Linked DNA regions of Homo sapiens: all the other regions are linked to region 1. A link is a loop called in an ENCODE intact Hi-C map of the cell type or tissue named here. Cell type or tissue: HCT116. All regions are shown on one strand.

Region 1 (5,000 bases):
CACCATGCCCGGCTAATTTTGTATTTTTAGTAGAGACGGGGGTTTCTCCATGTTGGTCAGGCTGGTCTCGAACTCCGGACCTCAGGTGATCCGCCCGCCTCGGCCTCCCAAAGTGCTGGGATTACAAGCGTGAGCCACCGCACCCGGCCTATTAAAACTTTGATATAATTTTTGGTGGTGTGTGTACATATGTGTATATATGTACATATATGTGTATATAGGTGAATAAACAATTTGTTTTATGTTTATGAAAATATAATCAGAATACTATAATAAATATATAAACATGATTTAAAATATACAGCATATTTTATTAAATTTTTAAATAATTTTATATTTTTCTTACAATATTTTGTGAGCCTTTTTCTATTATACTAAAATCTCTTCAGGATCCTGATTTTTTTTTTTTTTTTTTTTTGAGACAGAGTGTTCTCTGTCACTCAGGCTGGGGCACAATGGCGCAATCTCAGCTGACTGCAACCTCTGCCTCCCGGGCTCAAGTGATTCTTGTGCCTCAGCCTCCTGAGTACCTGGGATTACAGATAATGCACCATCGTGCCCAGCTAATTTTTGTATTTTCAGTAGAGATGGGATTTCGCCATGTTGGCCAGGCTGGTCTCAAACTCCTGGCCTCACGTAACAATCCTGATTTTTAGTGCCAATAAATAATCTATCACAAGAATGTACTGTGATGTATTAAGCCATCTCACTCTGGTTAGATTAGATTATTTCTATTTATTTTCAATAATATTTTAAAACTGTAAAATAATAGCCAAAATTTTTATTTATGCCATGATAGATGTTTTTCTACTGAAGAAAAGAATGTTTCTTGAATGAATTTTGCCACAATCATAAATTCTCACCATTAATTAGAAAATAAATATTTTGTGCTTTTCTGGGTATTACTATTATTCTACACTTAGTATGATCTTTCTTTTTGTCATAGTTAAGAACAGGCTATACATAGGTCACCCATGTTTGCAAACCAGGCCCTTACTGGCTCTGTCACTTGGGGCAAGTTCCTTAAAACCTCTCTCAGTCCTCATTTCCTTACTTCCTTGAAACCTCATTTTTCTTCTCTGTGAAATGGAGATTGTAATATTACCTACCTCAAACTATTCTTCCATTGAATAGATAATATACATAAAATGCTTCCCGTATTGAGGGTAACAAAGTAAATTCCCCAATATATCATTACTAAAACTACTAATGCTTTTGATAGGTGGAATTTTTAGAAGAATATCAAGTTTAAATAGAAAAAAAAAAAAGAGTTCAATTTCTACCTAAACCTGGGAAATTGAAGAAAAGCCAGATTAGAAACATTGTCTGTTTTGTTTTTTTTTCCTTGATTTATCTACACACCTAACACAGTGTTGGTGTAGCACCTGCCCTAAAGATATCTGCTGTGTGAATAAACCATTGAACAAGCACATTAACAAAACATGAGTAAAAGCATAGCATGTATTGGTAAAGATAGCCACTCTTATTCTTGTAATTGAGATAAACCTGAACAAAACCCTTAAAAGCTGACAAGCAGCCGGCTTCTTCAAAATATTGGTCATACTGCTATTTTTTTCATATTGTAAAAGTACCATATACTCAGCATAGTCAAAAGTACAAAGAAGGAAAACTATGAAGAATTAAAATGTAAAAGGTCCATAATTATATCATGTAGGCATAAATAGCAACCATTTAGGGCAGTGTTTCTTAAAATGAGGTGGGCAAACATGCTCTAGAACATCTGAGAATTCTGCATCAATATTTTATCTTATTTTATTTATTTATATTTTTTGAGACGTAGTCTCACTCTGTCACCCAGGCTGGAGTGAAATGGCACAATCTTGGCTCACTGCAACTGCCACCTCCCAGGTTCAAGCAATTCTCCTGCCTCAGCCTCCCAAGTAGCTGGGACTACAGGCACACGCCACCATGCCCGGCTAATTTTTGTATTTTTAGCAGAGACGGGGTTTCGCCATGTTCGCCAGGCTGGTCTCGAACTCCTGACCTGAGGTGATCCACCCACCTCGGCCTCCCAAAGTACTGGGATTACAGGCGTGAGCCACTGGGCCTGGCCCAAAATTGTAAAATTATGTGTTCATTCACCTGACAATCTAAAAGAATTAAGGTAAGCACATTTGAGATCATTTGAATGGCCACCTCATAGCCAAATACTTCCAAGTTATTCCACAGCCTGAGTTTGCAAATGTGTCTGATTGGACTGGCGCGGAAAGTCACTAAGATGCCAATGCTTGCTGGATTCTGCAATGGCACACGGGCTCCTGTGGCTTCGACGAACATATTCCAGAGCTCCATGGCTTCCCAAACTTGAAAAACATTGTTTTGGTATATTTTCATTCAGTCATTTCTACAAGCCAGAGATCTCAAGGTTGGGGGAAGGGGAAAGTAGTTAGGCAACCCCTTCCCACAGGGACATTTGGCAATGTTTTGATACATTTTAAGTTGTCACAATTGGAGGGACGGGATGCTACTGACATCTAGTGGGGAGAGGCCAGGGATGTGGCTAAACATCCTGTAATTCACAGGACAGCCTCCACAACAATGAAATAGCAGCAGCCTGAGGTTGAGAAATCCCTCTCTGTGTATATTTTAATGTCTTTCTTGTTGCTGTTGCTTTTACAAAGTTGAGTTTATATTTTTGTAACCTGTACTTTCTGTTCAGCATTATATCACAGGCACTTCCCCACATCATGAAGTTGTTATATATATTTTTGACTCCTGTGCCGTTCTGTTAAATGACTGTACCATGACTTACTCAATCACGCTGGAACTCCATGAGAGCAGGGATCAGGTCTGTCTTGCTAAATCCCCACACCCAGTGTCAGTCCTAGCTTGGCATGGAGCAGATGCTTAATATTGACTTGCCCTCAGTTGTTGAAAGAGCCACTCACCTACTGCTGGATGTTCAGATTGTTTCCAGGTGAGTTGCCTTCTTAAATCACTTTTCTTTTTTTTTTTTTTTTTTTTGAGACAGAGTCTTGCTTTGTCACCAGGCTGGAGTGCAGTGGCACAATCTTGGCTCACTGCAAGCTCCACCTCCCAGGTTCAAGCAATTCTCCTGCTTCAGCCTCCCGAGTACCTGGGACTACAGGCACGCACCACCACGCCCAGCTAATTTTTGTATTTTTAGTAGAGACGGGGTTTCACCATGTTGGCCAGGATGGTCTCAGTCTCTTGACCTCATGATCCACCCGCCTCAGCCTCCCAAAGTGCTGGAATTACAGGCATCAGCCATCGTGCTCAGCCCTTAAATCACTTTTCTAAAGCTTATTCTTACTAAGTTTTACATGTCGGCCAAAAGGACAGTGGGTGTGAGTGGCAGGGGGAGGAGACGGGGAGGACAGGCATAGAAAAGGAGTGGGTTGGAGATTGTGTATTGCTCAGTGCTCTTGGTTCCAGTCATTTATATTTGTATTTATATGCATATTTAAGGGTGGAGTTTAGGATTTATGTGAAATTAAGCAAAACAAATCCGTGATTTGACAAAGCTGTTACTCTGGACATAATATATTGTCAAAAATGTTCAATCTGTTTGCTAGGGTGAAATGTGTTGCACAAATTAACCCGAAAGTAGTGTTAAATTGTGTCAGATCTTTCATTTTACAGTCAAGGGTAATGGTGCCATAATAATTCGGCAAAGAAAAGTTCTCAGCCATAAAATTGGGCAGTGACTAGATAATGAGTACAAGTTCAAATAATCAGAACAGCCTCCACCCCTGAGCAGCACACACACGTCACCATCTGCTCCTCAGAGCAAGAGGGAATTCTTACCGGGTCTCCCATTTGCCCCTTTACTCCCACACCGGGATTTCCCTGAGAAAGAAATGAAAAAGAATCTAATTGCTTTTGAATTTTAAAAAAGTAATTAAAAGCAATTAAGACTTCTGGCTACACAATATATTGCAGTTCATGGAATACTTTGGGAAGTCTGATAAGAGGAAAGCCATCATTCTGACAAATATCAGTGGTCAACCATTTCATTGTTCAGGGCTCTATTGATGTATCTTGCTCATGACTGCCTACCTTCAAACCTGGACGCCCTGGTTGGCCCGGAGGTCCCTAAATCAAGGGAGAAAAAAACACAAATCAATCATCAGACATAGAAATCAGAATGTGCCTTCTTTTGTTACCCCAAAATAGGGTCCTATTTAGGAAACCCTTAATTTTAAAACATGCAGTGATGGAGTTTCTATCATGGATGGGCTGTTTTCTGTGAAGATGATGTCAGTGGCTCATCCGCAGGGACCTGTGCTTCAAGATGGAGTCCCACTGATAATGGTGGGTTTTCACTGATTCATCGATTATAATCTCTCAAACGGCCCACCTGTGTCTGACCCAAAATGGCAATGTTGCTTCTTTATTTTCATGTAGAATCTGGTTTTTAAAGGGATCACATCAGCAGTGCTGTACTTACCACTAACCCTGGCTCTCCAGGATATCCTGTGGGACCTGCCGGTCCTCCTGCACCCCAAGATCCCTAAACATGAGAAAAATCAGTGCATCTGTTACCCAAAATTGTAATCATCTTTCACAGAAAGAGTTGCGTGTGATCCCATGTGGATAAAAACCTCTAAAGAAATCACAGCCACCAGCACATCTGCCCTGCTAGGACATTTTCAACAGCAGCTTTGATGCAGCCCTAAAAGGGCACCAAGCAGTCCGGGCACGGTGGTTCACACCTGTAATCCCAGCACTTTGAAAGGCCAAGTGGGGCAGATCACGAGGTCAGGAGATCGAGACCATCCTGGCCAACATGGTGAAACCCCGTCTCTACTAAAAATACAAAAATTAGATGGGCGTGGTGGCAGGCGCCTGTAGTCCCAGCTACTCGGGAGGCTGAGACAGGAGAATCGCTTGAACCAGGGAATCGGAGATTGCAGTGAGCCGAGATTGTGCCACTGCACTCCAGCCTGGCGAAAGAGCAAGACTCTGTCTCAAAAAAAAAAAAAAAGCACCAAGCTAAAGGTAGCAGCACTCTGGTA
Region 2 (5,000 bases), 110 kb before region 1:
GGAGAGAGGTAGTAGATCATATGACACAAGTGGAAACTATAGAAACAATTTGACACATGAATGCAAAGGTGGGGAAGTAGAAGACAGAGTGTACCTGAGACTGAGTGGACAGCCAGGAAGCCTTGTGCCGAGTGTGGCTCCAACGCAGAGCACACACACAGTAGTCGGTGTAGGTTAGGGGCTGACATCAACTTTGTGATTCTCTTCGAAATAAGTTTTTATGCTTAAAAACATTCTCCTCAGATCAACTCATATTCAAAACAGTGTAGTTTTCAGAGTTGGAAACAAAGCAATTCGGCCATTCTTCAGAGAGTAAGATGGCTTTTGTATCAATAACACTGAGTTGGAAGGATTTAAAATACCCTTAAGAGCTGGCATGATTACAAATCGGGCATTATTGTGGTTTGGGTTGTATTGTTATACCCAAGGTCTTCTTGGTTCTAGAAAGCCGAACCATGCTAGTAGCCAGTGGAATTTAAGGAGACCCACGTGGGAACTTTAGAGTTACGTCTTTGATATCAGCAGAGTCCCACAGAATTGAGAACTTAGACTGGAACTTCTTATTTTTCTGTTTTCAGATAGCAGTGAGCTTCCCACATGTCCATATCCATGAAGAAAAGGGACACTGGGTTTGGGCAGGAAGGGCGGGAATGGTGAGAGGTGCAACCCTGAACACTTGCGGTGTGAGAACCGATGGCCACGTGGGGAAGTGGGAAAAGACTCAGAAGGTTCGCTGTTCTTCATGCTAGCTCAGTGACCTCAGATGTGTCCCTAACACCTTCTGAGCCTCTGTTTCCTCTTCTGCAAAACTGAGATGATTCTATTGGGAGTGAAAGCTAAGTGGAGAAGTGTACCTTGAAAGGGCTTTATAAAGAAGAGTGTGATGATTATTCTTCTCATGACATGAGTTTTCTACTTCAGCATGTGGCATTTCTTTGGTTGGCTCAGCCCTGGTTCTCCTCGAATGCCCTGCAAATGGGTCCAAGGCCGTGTGTGCTGGCTGCTCCTTTTGAGAGCTGGACCTCGGGCATCTTCCTAGTCTGCCCCTTCTAATTCCTCCAGGCAGTTCCCTTCATGGAAATTATTAATCTGCGGGCTTTTTCTTTTGAAGAAACGCTAAAGAAAACACCAGAGGACTCTGTGTTTCCCTCTGGGAGTCTCAGCAGTCTTTCAGCCTCCATGGGTTTCTGCCCTGTGGCCTGGAGTCAGGGTGCCACGTCGAGCTTGCTTCTGACTCTGCCCTCAGCTAGTTCTAACAGAGTTCCCAGGCCATCTGGAATGAGGTGTCAAGTCCTGGCCTGCACTCACAAGTGCAATTAAGACCAGTCTTTTTAAAAACAACTGTTAAAGGCAAAGGAGAATTTGGATCTCATCATATAAAACAGTTTTAAGCAATCAACTACTGGTGATTTGATTCATGAATATGTAATTTCAAAGCATTTACCATTTTGAACAAAGAGAGATTCCTTTACAAATACATATGGCAAAAACGTTTTTTGGGGTGTTTATTTTGGGGTGTTCTAGTCAGGAAGGGTACCAGGGGTTGGGGAGGTATAATTCTCCCATGCTCTCAACAGGAAAGGAGAATCAGTTATGGGGAAGCACTGGGATCTTCATCAGTAGAGAAGCAAAAATATAAAAAAGGGGTTGGCTTTGACTGCTTTTTTGAATTTCTCTTTGACAACGGAAACTTCAGCTGTGGATTGAAAAGACGGACTCCGTTTCCCACTGCTTTCTCTAACATCTTTTCACTATGGTTTTAACAGTTGCCATGTCAGCTTATGCATAGATGGACACATCTTTGAAAAGGTGCCACTCTTGGGCAATGAGCAAGAGGGATCCACTGTTTACTTGCTTTCCCTCCTGGCTTAACTGTGCTTTGCCCACCCTCCCTTCCCAGCCAGGCTAGTGCTGCCAGAACATTTGGGTTCTGCAAATGGGTCCAAGGCCATGTGTGCTGGCTGCTGCTTTTGAGAGCTGGACTGCGGGCACCTTCCCAGTCTGCCTCTTCTAATTCCTCCATGCAGTTCCCTTCATGGGCAATGAGTTGTGTCAGAACCTCACTGGGCAGCATTGGAAGTCATAAGCAGGTGCTGTTGAGTCAAGTCCATATATTTATTGAACAGCTACTGTGTGTTCAGAACTGTCCCAGATGCTGGGGAGAGGGAGATAGGTCAGGGGGTCCCCTACCATTTTAGAGCTTATGATCCTGGTAGGAGAGAACAGAGTGGTGCAGAAATGCCTACACATCTGGCAGGATGTGGTGATGATTGAATGAAGACAAACAAACGGAAGGTGCCGAAAGCTGAAGAGTTTGAATTGGGAAGAGTTCTTCCATTGGTTCTATCGGGGTTGACCTAGCATTACAAGAGTGAGTAAGACTTCTGGTTGATGTAGGTGATGGGAGAGAGCCTTTCAGTGCAAATTACCAAGGTTAGCAGAGCTATAGTAGTGAAAAGGTACAGCCTTTTTGGTCCCCATGCTTAGAAGTAAACCTCTACTTACCCGTATCTATCAGTGATGTGTCTTCCTGGTTTCCTCATGGGGAATATTGAAGCTCTTTCATTACCTTTAGGTTGCTGGTTCCTTGAGATCAAGGACTATGTATTTTTCTCCCTTTATTACTACTCATGATGCCTGGGAGAATGCTTTCTTATGTAGTGATTGAAATTCTTGTATCATTACAAACTGTGTTTTTGGTAAGTTTGCATCCCTAAGAAACTCTTTTCAGTAACGATTTCCACAGTCCTTCATATGATCTTGAAATATGATGCCTACATCTTTGTTTACCTGCCCAGATATTGATCAGTATGGTAACTCTGCTCCAGTGGTTGCTTGTGTGTTTCAATCACGCATGATTCTTATTGGCCACATTGGGGCAGGAGGCGGCACATTAGAGGGAAGAAAAGGAGCACCCAAAGGCTGATCAGAAGAAGCCAAACCAGCCTAGTTGGTGGGGAAGTTAGTAAAGGTGGCAACAAGTTATATATGGGCATAAAAAAAAAAAGACAATAAGCCCTTGAGATACTGTGTAAGCCTAAATGATGCAAATTATGGAGCACGATGGAAGGAAAAATACAAGTGGGAAGATTATCAAGAAGCCTCAAAATGAGTCAAATCAGATTCATGGCTGAACCACTCTAAAAATATTTACTTGACGTTGAAATTTAGTACTGACAGCTGAAGTTGAAAAATCTTTGTTATATTTCTGTTTTGTGTTAAAATGAAGATGACACCCAAGCTATCACTTTGTTCCCTTGGAATCCTAGGGTACACATGCCTTGTCACGTCAGAATGATTGATTTTTCCTTTGGCTTTCTCACTACAGGAAATACCAGAAATAGCCCACCACCCTACGGGTTTCATCTCTCACCAGAAGAAATGAGGAGACAGCGGCTTCACAGATTCGATAGCCAGTGAGGTGGCATCTTGGGAAGACATGGCCTATTCGTGTAATTATTGCCCATTTGGCTCATTCCCCAAGCCCCTAATTCATTTTAATTCATTTTAAACAAAAGCAGAGTACACCGGTATTGCTCCAGATCGCTCACATCACCTGGGACAGTCCCATGGCCCCTATGAGTCAACTCACAGCTTGCGGGGAGTGGGCCTTCTCCTGGCCTTGTTCTTGCTCATAAACAGGTCACTTCCTCCATGAAGAGACCAGTTTCCACGCTCCCATCTCTCACTGCTGACTCAGCGATGCCTCTGCCTCGGTCTGCTTTTGAAGACTGTGACCTTCACCAGGAGGTTTTACTTACACCAGTCGGGAAGATTAGTCCCTCATTCTGCCTGGAGTGCCCCGTGTTTGACTTGGCAGCGGGTGTGGAGCCATCCCCGCGTCCTCCTGGCGCATTGCCACTGTGGCTGTCCAGGAACAGGATGTGGCTGCCTTGGCCGAATGTTGTCCTACTCTCCCCAACCCCGGCGCCTCAGCTCCTCAGCTCCTCGGGCCCCTGCGTCTGGCTGGTGTTTGCAGGGCTTTCGCTCTGCTCTGGTATTGCTCTGCCTTTATAGAAAGTCTTATTGAAGAAGTGTAAGAAAGACCTAAGGTGGGGAAGACTCCTACACACACCATTAGTATCAGTGACACCAGCAATGTAGGTTCCCAGCCCCTTCCCAGTGGCAGCTTGTGTGTCCAGGAGATAGGACATCATTTAACGCATCAGCAAAGTAGCAGCAGATGCCACATACAGAGTAGAGCGAAGGCATTTGGTGGATCGGTCACTAGAGATCTATCTTGCAGAAAGTATGTTTTTCCTCATAAAAGTGCCTCTTAATTGGCCATTGTACCAGCCACTTGTCCTAGCCAAATGTCCAAAACACGCCCTTGGGCCCCGCCACGTTACAATCCACAGATTGTCTGTCTGAGTCGTTTAAGGCATTTCCTGGTGCTTGTGTTCCATGAATAAAAGGACAAAGTCAGAAGATCACTGATGTCTTACTGTCAACAGAGATATTTTAAAAGAGAGAAGCAGGAAAAGATCTTCCTTTTTTGATCTACAACTTATATAGTTTTCTGATTATGCACATAATAGATATGCCTTCCAGATGCATAAGGCAAACATCTGGAAAGAAATATACCCAAATCTTAGCAGGGGTTATCTTTGGGAGTGGAGTACATGGGATTTTGCTTTCTTCATTTTTATAATTTTATATTACTGTCTTGGAAGATGTGTTTATGTGTGTGTGTTACTTTTACAATCAGGAAAACATATTTAATAACATATAGTCAAGAAAACAGACTTAAAAATAAATACTATGTGTCCATTGAGAAAATTCACAATATAAACAGAAATACAAATAAATACATACACAATTTTAAAGTCACCTGTAGCCCTACCCTTAGAGGTACCCAGGGTTAACATTTTGGTGGTATTGTCTTATCAATTTTTCCGTTGATACATTCAGCAAATTTGGAGCACATTGACCATGGAGTTTTGTGTCCAAATCCAATCTGAATTTACCTGGAAGAGGCCTTGACACCTGCATGGAAATGA
Region 3 (5,000 bases), 2.0 Mb before region 1:
TTGTTGTCTAAAAATAGTGTTAATTTTATTTACCATTTTATTCTAATTTATTTTACCATTGATTATATAATTTCCTTAAGTTTAGTTATAGTCAGTATAACATTGCAACTGATATGCCATAAGTTGTTTATATTTTTATGGTCATTTATGGATCACCTTCTTATTTCAAATAGTACTGGAAGAAATTTCTCTCTCTCTGTCTCTCACACACACACACACATGCACACACACGGACACACTTCCCATTCCCCTCTTTTTTTTTTTTTTGAAGGTCCTGAGATACTAATGTCCCGAATGACTCCACTGTGTGTAGGAAGAAACCAACTAGTATGGCCCAAGTATTACTACAGGGAATGTTGCTGGAGTAATGGGATAAGAATTGTCTTTCCAAGGCTTAATTTTTTCATCTGTAAAATAGGTATAATAAGGGTATCTCATAGGATTTTGGTGAGGATTTTTAAGGCTTTGCATACAAATGGCCATATTACTTAGTCATTGAATGATATTATTATTATTTGTATTACTATTATTATAATTCTCCTTAAGAGGGGGATTTTAAAGTCTCAGTTGAATTTTTAGTCTCCAAACTCTCCAAGAACTCCTCCTTTGTCACTAAAGGAGTCTTTGTTTTATCATACCTCAAAGATGACTCTCTTCCTTTTTCCCCACTTGTCATGGAGCCATATTGCACCTAACTTCTAGCTCACAACTCCCTCTTTCATTTATAGGGTTCTTGCATGCTTTACATTTTAAGAGAATAAAAGGGTAATTTTGGAGACTGCTCAAACTATTATGTCAAACATTTTCTTCTAAATTTTTATTCTAAGTGATTTGTTTTCTAAGTTCTGGAAACCAAGACTTAAAATACATGTAGAAATTAAAGCTGAATTGAAAATTAAAGATATCACATGGGCCTTGCAACTCAGAGAATAAACTTAACTCAGTGTTAAACACGTGCTCCCACAGCCCTAGATAGGACTACCTGGAAGCCTTTCTTCTCTAGGAGCCTAACACCTCATCTTTGTGGGGCTCCTTCCAACTGAGATTTGCTTTTCTTCTTCAATGCTTATTTTTATCCTGTTCCAGAAGATCTAAAGTCTCACCCTCCAGCCTACTAGCAAAAACATAAAGTCTCTTAAAAGAATACATATAACACTGTATTATAAAATATTACATAATATAATTTGTATTAGTCTGTCCTGCCACTACTATAAAGAAATGCCTGAGACTGGGTAATTTATAAGAAAAGAGATTTAACTGGCACAATGTTCCACAGGTTGTACAGGAAGCACGGCCGCATCTGCTTCTGGGGAGGCCTCAGGGAGCTTTTACTCATGGTGGAGCAGGTGTCTTACACGGCAGGAAAAGGACCCAGAGAGAGAGAGAGGTGATACACACTTTGAAACAACCAGATCTCGCGAGGACTCACTCACTCTACAGTACCAAGAGAGGATGGTGCTAAATCATTCATGAGAACTCCGCCCTCAGGATCCAGTCACCTCCCACCAGGCCCCGCCTCCAACAGTGGGGATTATGATTTGACCTGAGATTTTGTGGGGACACAGATCCAAACCGTACCAACATTATATATATTTCTCTGAAAGAACCCATTCTCCCTCAATTAAAAAAGCTTTGTGTATTATTAAACATACATTTAACATTCCACGGTTTCTTCACCAATGTCTGGTCAGTGTGTAGGTTCTTGAGTTTTGACTGAAAGGATTCACCAGGGAGAGTTGCCAGAACACAGAAAACTCTGCCCCAGAGCCTCATCCATGCTTCTATGTACAGCTCAACAAAACACATTTTTTAAAAGCATTTTGTCCTTTTTACATTACTTTTAGCTATTTTAAACATATAGGTATAGTCTCAGAGCTTCCAGTCAAATATGGATCGTCAAGCGGAAGCGGAGGACAGCCTTCCCTTAGAGAGCGATTTTCATCTGTGCTCCATCCCCATCGTGGTTTTATCTGTGTGGAAATGCGCTTCTTTGAAGTGCCGTTAACTAAGCGGGGATGGAGGAATTGGCTAGGAGCCAGGTTATAACCTTCTTACTTGGAATATTCGTCTATATCCTACGTAATGAAGTGCATTAACGTTTATACATTTTATTGCAGTTATTTAGTCAATTTTTTTATTGTAAACCAACATGGATGCTTTGTCTCAGGCATATTCTAATTAGATTATTTTAAATAAAATTATAAAGACGGCAGGATTCAGAAACGAAGTATTTATAATAAATTTGTTATTGCCAATACTAAATATTTTCTCATTTGTAGTTCCCCAGTCTGTCAGCAGGTTGCAGCAGAGGGCTGGCTTTAGTTTTAAATTAGCATGTTAAAGAGCATTAAAATATTTCTCCCTCCCTCCCTCCCCTTCCTTCCTCCTTTCCTCCTTTCCTCCCTCCCTCCCTCCCTCCCTCCCTCCCTCCCTCCCTCCCTCCCTCCCTTCCTTCCTTCCTTCCTTCCTTCCTTCCTCTCTCCCTCCCTCCCTCCTGCCCTCCCTCGCTTCTTTCCTTCTTTTTCCTCCCCTTCCATCCTTCTTCTTTCCTTCCTTCTGTCCTTTGTATCTTCCTTCTTTCTTCCTCCTTCTCTTCCTTGTTTCCTTTATTCCTTTATTCTTTCTCTCTCTTTTCTCATCCCTCCCTTCCTCCCATCTTTCCTCCTTTCTCTTTCTTCATTTCCTCCCGTCCTCCCTTTCTTTTCCTTCTTTCTTTTCCTCAGTTTTTTTCCTCTCTCTCTTTCTTGCCTCTATCCTTTCCTTCCTCCCTTCCTTCCTTCCTTCTATTTTCCTTCCTTTCTCGTTACTTTTTCTTACAATATGAACATGATACTCAATTACATTCTGTAAATGGAGGAGCTGACTCAATAGTAAAGTGTTTATGTATGTGTATATTTAAAATGATGTCTACCTTTTAGGATTTTTTTAAAATAGTACTGTAGTTAAAGATGGAGACCTTATATAGAAGAATAGAGTATCAATAACAATAAGAGTAGATAAACTTATAATTTGACTAACAAAGATAACAATAGCAAAGCCCAGATTTGGTGTGATGTATACAAACTCTTAGGATCACACTCCACTCATATAGCATATGCAAATGGCCTTGTTTTTGCAACTGCATTTGGAAATGTGGAAGAGGGAAAAAGGCATTTCAATCATAGCTCTCATTAGTTATTCACTGTATCCAGGCCGCTCAATTGTGCTTCTGTCTTTAATGTAATAGTAAGCAATAATCTCACAGCTGTGCTTTGTAGAGTGAACTATATAAGCATCTATATTGAGATTTCATACACACATAACATAAAAGCAAGAGAAAAGCATCAAGAATACCGCTTGGCCCATTGCAAAACCATACAAAAGAAATAATAACTCTCCCTCAGAACGGTTTTGTAGAGTGACCAGCTGTAAGATAGACTTGTATTCTATAATGAAATCACCATTCAAAAAGTGATTACTTCAAGGTATGACACTACTTTCCCTTTGAAACATTGATATCTTTAATTATACAACATCAGTATCAGCCACTGGGATGAGATAAAACAGATTCCTAAGCCAAAATTTGTCTCCCTTTCAATGTTCTCATTCACTTCATCTCCTTCTAAGCGCTTACCCGAAGGCTCCCAAAGGACATTGCTCATATATGAGACACGGTGGGTGCTTTTTTCTCCAGCATTTGAGGTTGAGTGTTCATTGTTAACTGGGAAGTGTTTTAGGCTTATTGTTTAATTCACAAAAATGTCAGTTTTGGCAGTGTTCAGTAATAAAAATTTCTTAGTAATAGTTTGGATATATAACATTGCCGTGCGTTCCACATTCATTTGACAAATATTTACTGAACTACTATCAATGTTCTTGGCATGCATTAAACAGACTAGGCCTTGCTCACTGTGGAGCTTAGCATGGGCAGGAGGGAAGAAAGACTTCAGCTGATAATTATATCGATCTTTAAAATAGTTACAATTATGTTAAGTGCTATGAAAGCAAAGGACACTGTGTTATGAGAAAGCACAAGAAAAACACTTGACCTGGCCTGGGGGTGGGGAAATAAATTAGAGTCGCTTTCCTTTGTGACAGATAGGGAAATTCATTAGTCTCAGGCAGTGGTTTAGAGTGAGGTTTGATTATTGCCTTTAATTTGTAATTAAATAGGAGAAACTATAACTGAGCATGAAGCAAAATCTGATGTAATGTAGCACATTAATTTATTGTATGGGATGATCATTGTGGTGAGTGGTACAAGATAGAGCAGCTTCATTTAAAAAGTCATATTTTGAATTGTATGAAACACGTTTGTCTTTAATTATGGCAAGCCCGAAAAAGTGTGGTCACTACTGTTCATGTGAGCAAAGACTCCATATCTTAAATATTGTGGCTGTTAACCTATAGGTTAGGACTTTGTCTCTTTTTGGACCACATAGTTTGTAAAAGCACACAAAAATCACAAATCACATTTTGATAAAAAAAAAAACTATACTTTCAAAGAGTCCATCTTGCATATCTTTTCCCTCCACCTGTATAAATAAAATTTTATAGTTTTCTTTTTTTAAGTGTGTCAAAACCCATAGCTGATATCAGTTTTAAGTAGAGATTCTGTGGTGCTTTTTTAGTACTCTCAGTTACATACTCTTAATTCATAAGTAGAGTGAATTAATACACTAACTTGAATGGAAGCTGACTAAATGCTGATAAAGTAATGATAATTAGGAGAATGCATAGCAATAGGTAGTTTCAATATCTTTGTTAATAGAAAAAAGGAGAAGAAATAGCATGAAATTAGCAGACAGTGAGTTAAGGTATTGTAAACATAAAACGAATCTGTAGGAAACGATAAATTATAAAAATTAACTGCGCACAGTGGAAGCAGAGAAACAAATGAAAATAAAATTAAAACAGAAATTTACTCATATTAAAGTCGAACAGCAAGAGATCGTCTTTATTTGGCAGTATTTTGAAAATGATATTTTGAGAAGTAGAGGAATAAAATAAGAATAATAGGT
Region 4 (5,000 bases), 290 kb before region 1:
CCTTTTTCCCCTCCTATTAACATTTCTGGGGACTCTAAAGCAGAGCTCAAGATGGTTCAGGACCACGGAGAGCGCAAGGAAGGGGAACTACCAAAGCACTTTAGTCATGCAGGTGGGGAAAGAGATGATCCTAAAATTGTTTTTATTTTTCTGTTTTTTTGAGAGGGAGTCTCGCTCTGTCACCCAGGCTGGAGTGCAGTAGCACGATCTTGGCTCACTTCAACCTCCGCGTCCCGGGTCCAAGCGATTCTAGCGCCTCAGCCTCCTGAGTAGCTGGGATTACAGGTGTGCACCACCATGCCCAGCTAATTTTTTGTATTTTTAGTAGAGACTGGGTTTTGCCATGTTGGCCAGGCTGGTCTCCAATTCCTGACCTCCAGTGATCCACCCCCCTCAGTCTCCCAAAGTGCTGGGATTACAGGCGTGAGCCACCACGCCCAGCCAATAGTGGAATTGTTGCCGGACAATATTTATTTAAAAGACATTATTGTAAAGAGTAACAGTGTAATTCTGGCTCCTTGAAATTTGAGGGGAATGATTTTTCTGGACATTCGACCAGTGCTTTCTAAATTTCTCCACTGAATTCTATCTAATGACAGATGAGAGGACACTGAAAGTAGGAGTAGCCATAAGTCACCAGTGCAAAATGTCTTTTGAAGTTTGCATTTATTGATTGCTACCATTTATGTAAAGTTTTACAGTTTTGACAGTCATAGGGTTCACCAATCCACCATAGAAGAGAATTAAGTCATGCGGACACAGCAGGGTTTAGAATGGATGAGTAGAGGAGTGTGTGCAGGCTCCAGTCCCCAAAGTCTCTAGGACTGTCCTAGAACCTGCAGCTCATCTGTCAATTCTGTCAACTACTCAGGATCCTCTCAAGAATTATCCCCCCATACCCACCTTTTAAATTTCCTCAAGCTAGTTTCATTTGAGTTTTGTCACTTGCAACTGAATGAGCCCTGCTAATGCAGATAGATTCAATTGAGAAGGGGAATTCTAGGCTAGGAGTACAAGGTTACAGGCAAGGAGACAGGAACATAGCTTGGGATTTCCTGGGGCAGTGAGAAAACTGACTTTAAAAAAATGGAATGGTTTCTAAAATGTTTGTACAACTTCTCTGTATGGCAATGGGGTAGGAGTATAAATTCTTTCAGCTTCTTCTGAGGGCAGCTGAACAAGAAGTATAAAAATTTTGAATGCTGATAACATTTGACCTAGCAATTCCATCTCTAGAAATAAATTCTACAGTAGTAATCTTAAAAACGTATTCACTGAAATGTTATTTTCTCATAGAAAATGTCGAAACAACATATGTGTCCATCAATAGAGAACTTGCTAAATGATTTATACTACCTTTACATATTGAAATACGCATAGCCGTGGAAGATAATTTAGTAGATCTATATGTCCCATTATGGAACAATCCCCATGGTGGGGGGAAAAGTAAGGTGCAGAACTGTATCATAGATGTTCTCTCTCTCTCTCTTTTTTTTTGGAAAGCACATGTATGCTTTTATATACACAGAAAAATTCTAGAATGGCAAACAAGATATCTTTGCAATAGTTTTTTTCTGGGAGGGGACTCATTTAAAAAAATTCTCCCATATTGCTTGTTTTGTTTTGTTAAAGACATCCATGTATTCCTACTTGGGTTAAGCCATGATAACTAAATATGATTAAAGTTCAGAACAATAAAAACCTTAGAGATGTATACATAAATATCACTTGCTTAGGAATTTCTAGGTAGGTACTATTTTAAGCCCTCTACATATATTATTTCATTCAATCCTTGGAGCAACTCTAGGAGGGAGGTGTTATCCTCTAATTGCAGATGAGGTTGATGAAGCTTAAAGAGTAATGATGCCTTGAGTCCATCCTCTGGCTCCAAAGCCCTTGTATTTAACTGTTCTCCCTTTTGCATCCCTGTGCTAAAGTGACTTTGCTATAATATCCACAAGGAAGAATTTCTGTGTAAAAATTAGACTTCCTTGCAGGCAGTCTATCAGTGATATCCAATAAAGACTCAATAATGGCTAACAATACAAACCACACACACAAGAAAAACTTCTCCTTTTGTGCCAGGTACTTAGATTAGGTGTAGTGGTTTTCTTAAACTGATTATCAAGGTAAACACCACCTCATACATTTCAGCAGAGAGCAGTGGTTTCTCTCTCCAGCAGTGGGAGCCATTGAATCAGGACAATGCCACACAGTTGGGCTTTCATGTTAGATAGATCACTCTTGTGGTTTTGGGGGATGGCATTATAAGAGAGGAGACTGGAGACAGGGGGGCTATTGTCATGCAGATTTGTTGGATGTCCACCCAGCATTCACTTTTTCCATCTTTTGCCAGGGGTACACTACACAACATCACCAGTCATTTCATAGAATGGCAATTAGATTAGGCTTAGGTCTGCACTGCCTTCCTTCACTCCGCTCTGTCACTTGCCATCATTGTAAATGCTGACAACTTAGTGCCTTTCATGCTTCAAGTATCAATAAGATAGGAATAGTAATAGTATCACATTGAATTATTGTGGAGTTTTGAACAGATGATACTTGTGTTATCAGTGCTCAATAAATATTAGCTGTCCTCTTCCTTATTGTTGTTGTCCTCAACTATGTATTTTAAATGGGATTAGTCACACAACTCCTCATGTCCCCCACCCATTAATACCTGACTCCTTTGCAAAACAAAGCATAGCATATGGTGGTGGGGATTACAAAATCGTTACAGAAATTTCATATGTAAAAAAGGGGCAAGAGTTGGCCAGTTTGACACTTCCTTAACCTATTTTATTTTTCTTAAATATTACAGTATCACCAGATATACTTTCTATTTATTTCTTCTCTGAGAGTATGCAATTTGTCTGATGTGTTGCCTGCTGTTTTTGGGTGAGTGATAAATATGAGTTCTATATAGGGGGTGAAGAAAGCATTCCATGAGTGGGACTGTATGAACAATGGAGAAAAGTCATGAAGGAAAGATGGCATTCCATGTGGACTCGAGTAAAGTGAACATGATATCTTGTCTATAAGGGGGATCATACATTTAAAGCATTCAGCAACCTGTAACCAACACAACAGTCTTTCCAAGAAGAAGAGAGTATGAGCTTTTAGAGGGGAAGAAAAGTATCCTCTTCCCTTGAGAAGCATTCAGAGCATCTAGTATCACACTTGGGATATAGCAGGCATTTGGTACTCAATTAAAGAATAGAATGTGATTAAATAACTTTGAGGGCCCACATGGATGACTTTGAATACGGATCAAAAGTTTGGACTTAGCTTGTCAGTAATGAGGAGCCTTTGGTATGATCAACAGGAGAAGTAACATAGCACATCTGAGATATAGAGTAAAATGGAAACCTTGAGCAAAGGTAGGCTAGTTAGGAGTCTGTTTCAATAGACCAAAGGAGATGGAGAGCATGAGGGGCTCAGTTAGTCTTGTGGTGGTGGAAATAAAGAGGAAAAAGCAGGTGCAGAAAACATTCAGAGGAGGAAACAATGGGCTGTTGAAACAAATTGGATATTTGGGACAATAGCAAGAGAAAAGTCAAAGATAACTGGGATTTTAATCCTGAGCAACGGGTAGGCTAGTGAGACATCTAATCACTCTCCCCGTCTCCTTCCCTGAAAGTTAATTACTCACAGAAAAAGCATTAGCCAGAAGTCAGCATGTTTACATCAGTTCCTTAACCCTGCAAGTCCACATTGGTGATGCAGGTGGCCAAGACAGGTGCTGCACACACTGGATTACAGCATGGAAGAGGAGCCCAGGGTCATGGAGGCACCCAGCAAGTGGCAAAATATGGGCACCTTGACCTACTGGGTTGCCTATGTGACCAGCTACAGAAGCTGCTCAGTATCAGGAGCTGGAGCTGCCTGCAATCTGGCCACTCAGCAAGAATTTTCAGAGACTGTTTCTATTCCATAGTGGATGCTCCATCCAACACCATTCTTTTAAAGTGCGCACATCTGATCACTTTCCAAGTATAAATGGCCTGAATTTATTTTCCTTTCTTTACCAAAATCCAACCTAAGTAATTTTTTTCTTTCCATACTCCTTATTCATGAACTCTAATTGTTGGTAACTTTGAGAGCATTGGTCATCTTAATTTCTTACCACTAATGACATGACAAGTTAATTTCTGCAATAAGAACAGCTAAAATTATTTTTATATCTTCTAACATAATATTTTGTCATGAATGCTTTCCTAGAATCTTCCTTCTGGAATCCTACTTTTTATGTAGTTTGGAGATTCTCTTTTCTAAAATAAAGATTAGCATGTAAGATAATAAAGTTATTATATATTTCATCCAAACTGTAAAAATACATTGAATATTTTACTTCTTAATTCCTCTAGGTAATATAAAAGTATTTTAGACAGTTTTATATTGTATTAATTGAAGCATATCAAAGTTGATTGATTTCTAAAGACTGTGAACTCAACCCACATAAGAGGAGGCAAAAGTAAAGATTAGAACTTGCCATTTCTATTCCAGTCCATTAATTCTAGCTTAAGCTATTTCTGATAAGTGTGTACTCTGGAGAAAAAAAAAATGTTATTTGAAGAGTGGCCACTATATTTGTTTCTGGCAAAACTAAAGTTTTAAAATTCCAGTTCCTCAACAAATGGAAGATGGAATTTTCCAGTTCTTCAAAGTATGATTTTTAGGACTTGCTACTAAAGGTTAAATTTTCTCTCTCTATTATAACATATTCATGGATCCTTTAGACATTAAAGTAAAGTTGGAGTGGAAGAGTAGAAAATAACAGAATCTATTTATTGCTTTAGGTTTTCTTATGAATTGCCCCCTGCTCTGTCTCTAGTTTGTGACATGATGCTGATAGCATGTCTGTTAGTGTGTAGGTGACGCTGCCTTCAGCTAGAAGCTGGATTCAACAACATTAGGCTGACTTGCAGGCTACAAAGCCTCTGACTAAGGTCATCACATCTGGCACCAGATTTGATGTCAGGAGCTGATGTTCTTTTCAC

What was found. Peaks named below come from ENCODE experiments on the same cell type or tissue, not always from the same donor. Only the 100,000 strongest peaks of a DNase experiment are listed, where the experiment ranks them.
Region 2: a loop joins it to region 1, with 4 times the contacts of the local background. A loop is called at or near these places in 13 of 110 quality-filtered maps.
Region 3: it touches region 1 in a loop (7-fold over the local background); 3 of 110 quality-filtered maps call a loop at or near these places.
Region 4: a loop joins it to region 1, with 15 times the contacts of the local background. A loop is called at or near these places in 31 of 110 quality-filtered maps.

What each region holds. Positions count from the first base shown.
Region 1 is chr2:227,104,792-227,109,791 of GRCh38, forward strand. It overlaps COL4A4 (collagen type IV alpha 4 chain), which reads right to left. Exons shown (of 48, transcript NM_000092.5): 10 at 4,433-4,495; 11 at 4,042-4,077; 12 at 3,790-3,831. Among named protein-coding and RNA genes, the nearest start is that of COL4A4, 57 kb to the right of the region's middle. In HCT116, a CTCF peak has its summit at 2,490 (motif pointing left); a DNase peak (open chromatin) is centred at 2,490; H3K27ac peaks cover 920 bases.
Region 2 is chr2:226,992,103-226,997,102 of GRCh38, forward strand. RHBDD1 (rhomboid domain containing 1) reads left to right here. Exons shown (of 9, transcript NM_001167608.3): 9 at 3,329-5,000. The coding sequence ends at 3,420. It also overlaps a transcript of COL4A4 not described here. Among named protein-coding and RNA genes, the nearest start is that of RHBDD1, 160 kb to the left of the region's middle. RefSeq lists enhancers at 2,976-4,175, 3,355-3,856. In HCT116, a CTCF peak has its summit at 2,878; DNase peaks (open chromatin) are centred at 2,889 and 3,729; H3K4me3 peaks cover 1,334 bases; H3K27ac peaks cover 2,978 bases.
Region 3 is chr2:225,120,764-225,125,763 of GRCh38, forward strand. No RefSeq gene overlaps it. Among named protein-coding and RNA genes, the nearest start is that of DOCK10, 81 kb to the left of the region's middle. In HCT116, no CTCF peak of the experiment used is centred here; a DNase peak (open chromatin) is centred at 2,312.
Region 4 is chr2:226,811,160-226,816,159 of GRCh38, forward strand. It overlaps a transcript of RHBDD1 not described here. Among named protein-coding and RNA genes, the nearest start is that of IRS1, 14 kb to the left of the region's middle. RefSeq lists an enhancer at 1,999-2,570. In HCT116, CTCF peaks have their summits at 2,169 and 2,379; no DNase peak of the experiment used is centred here.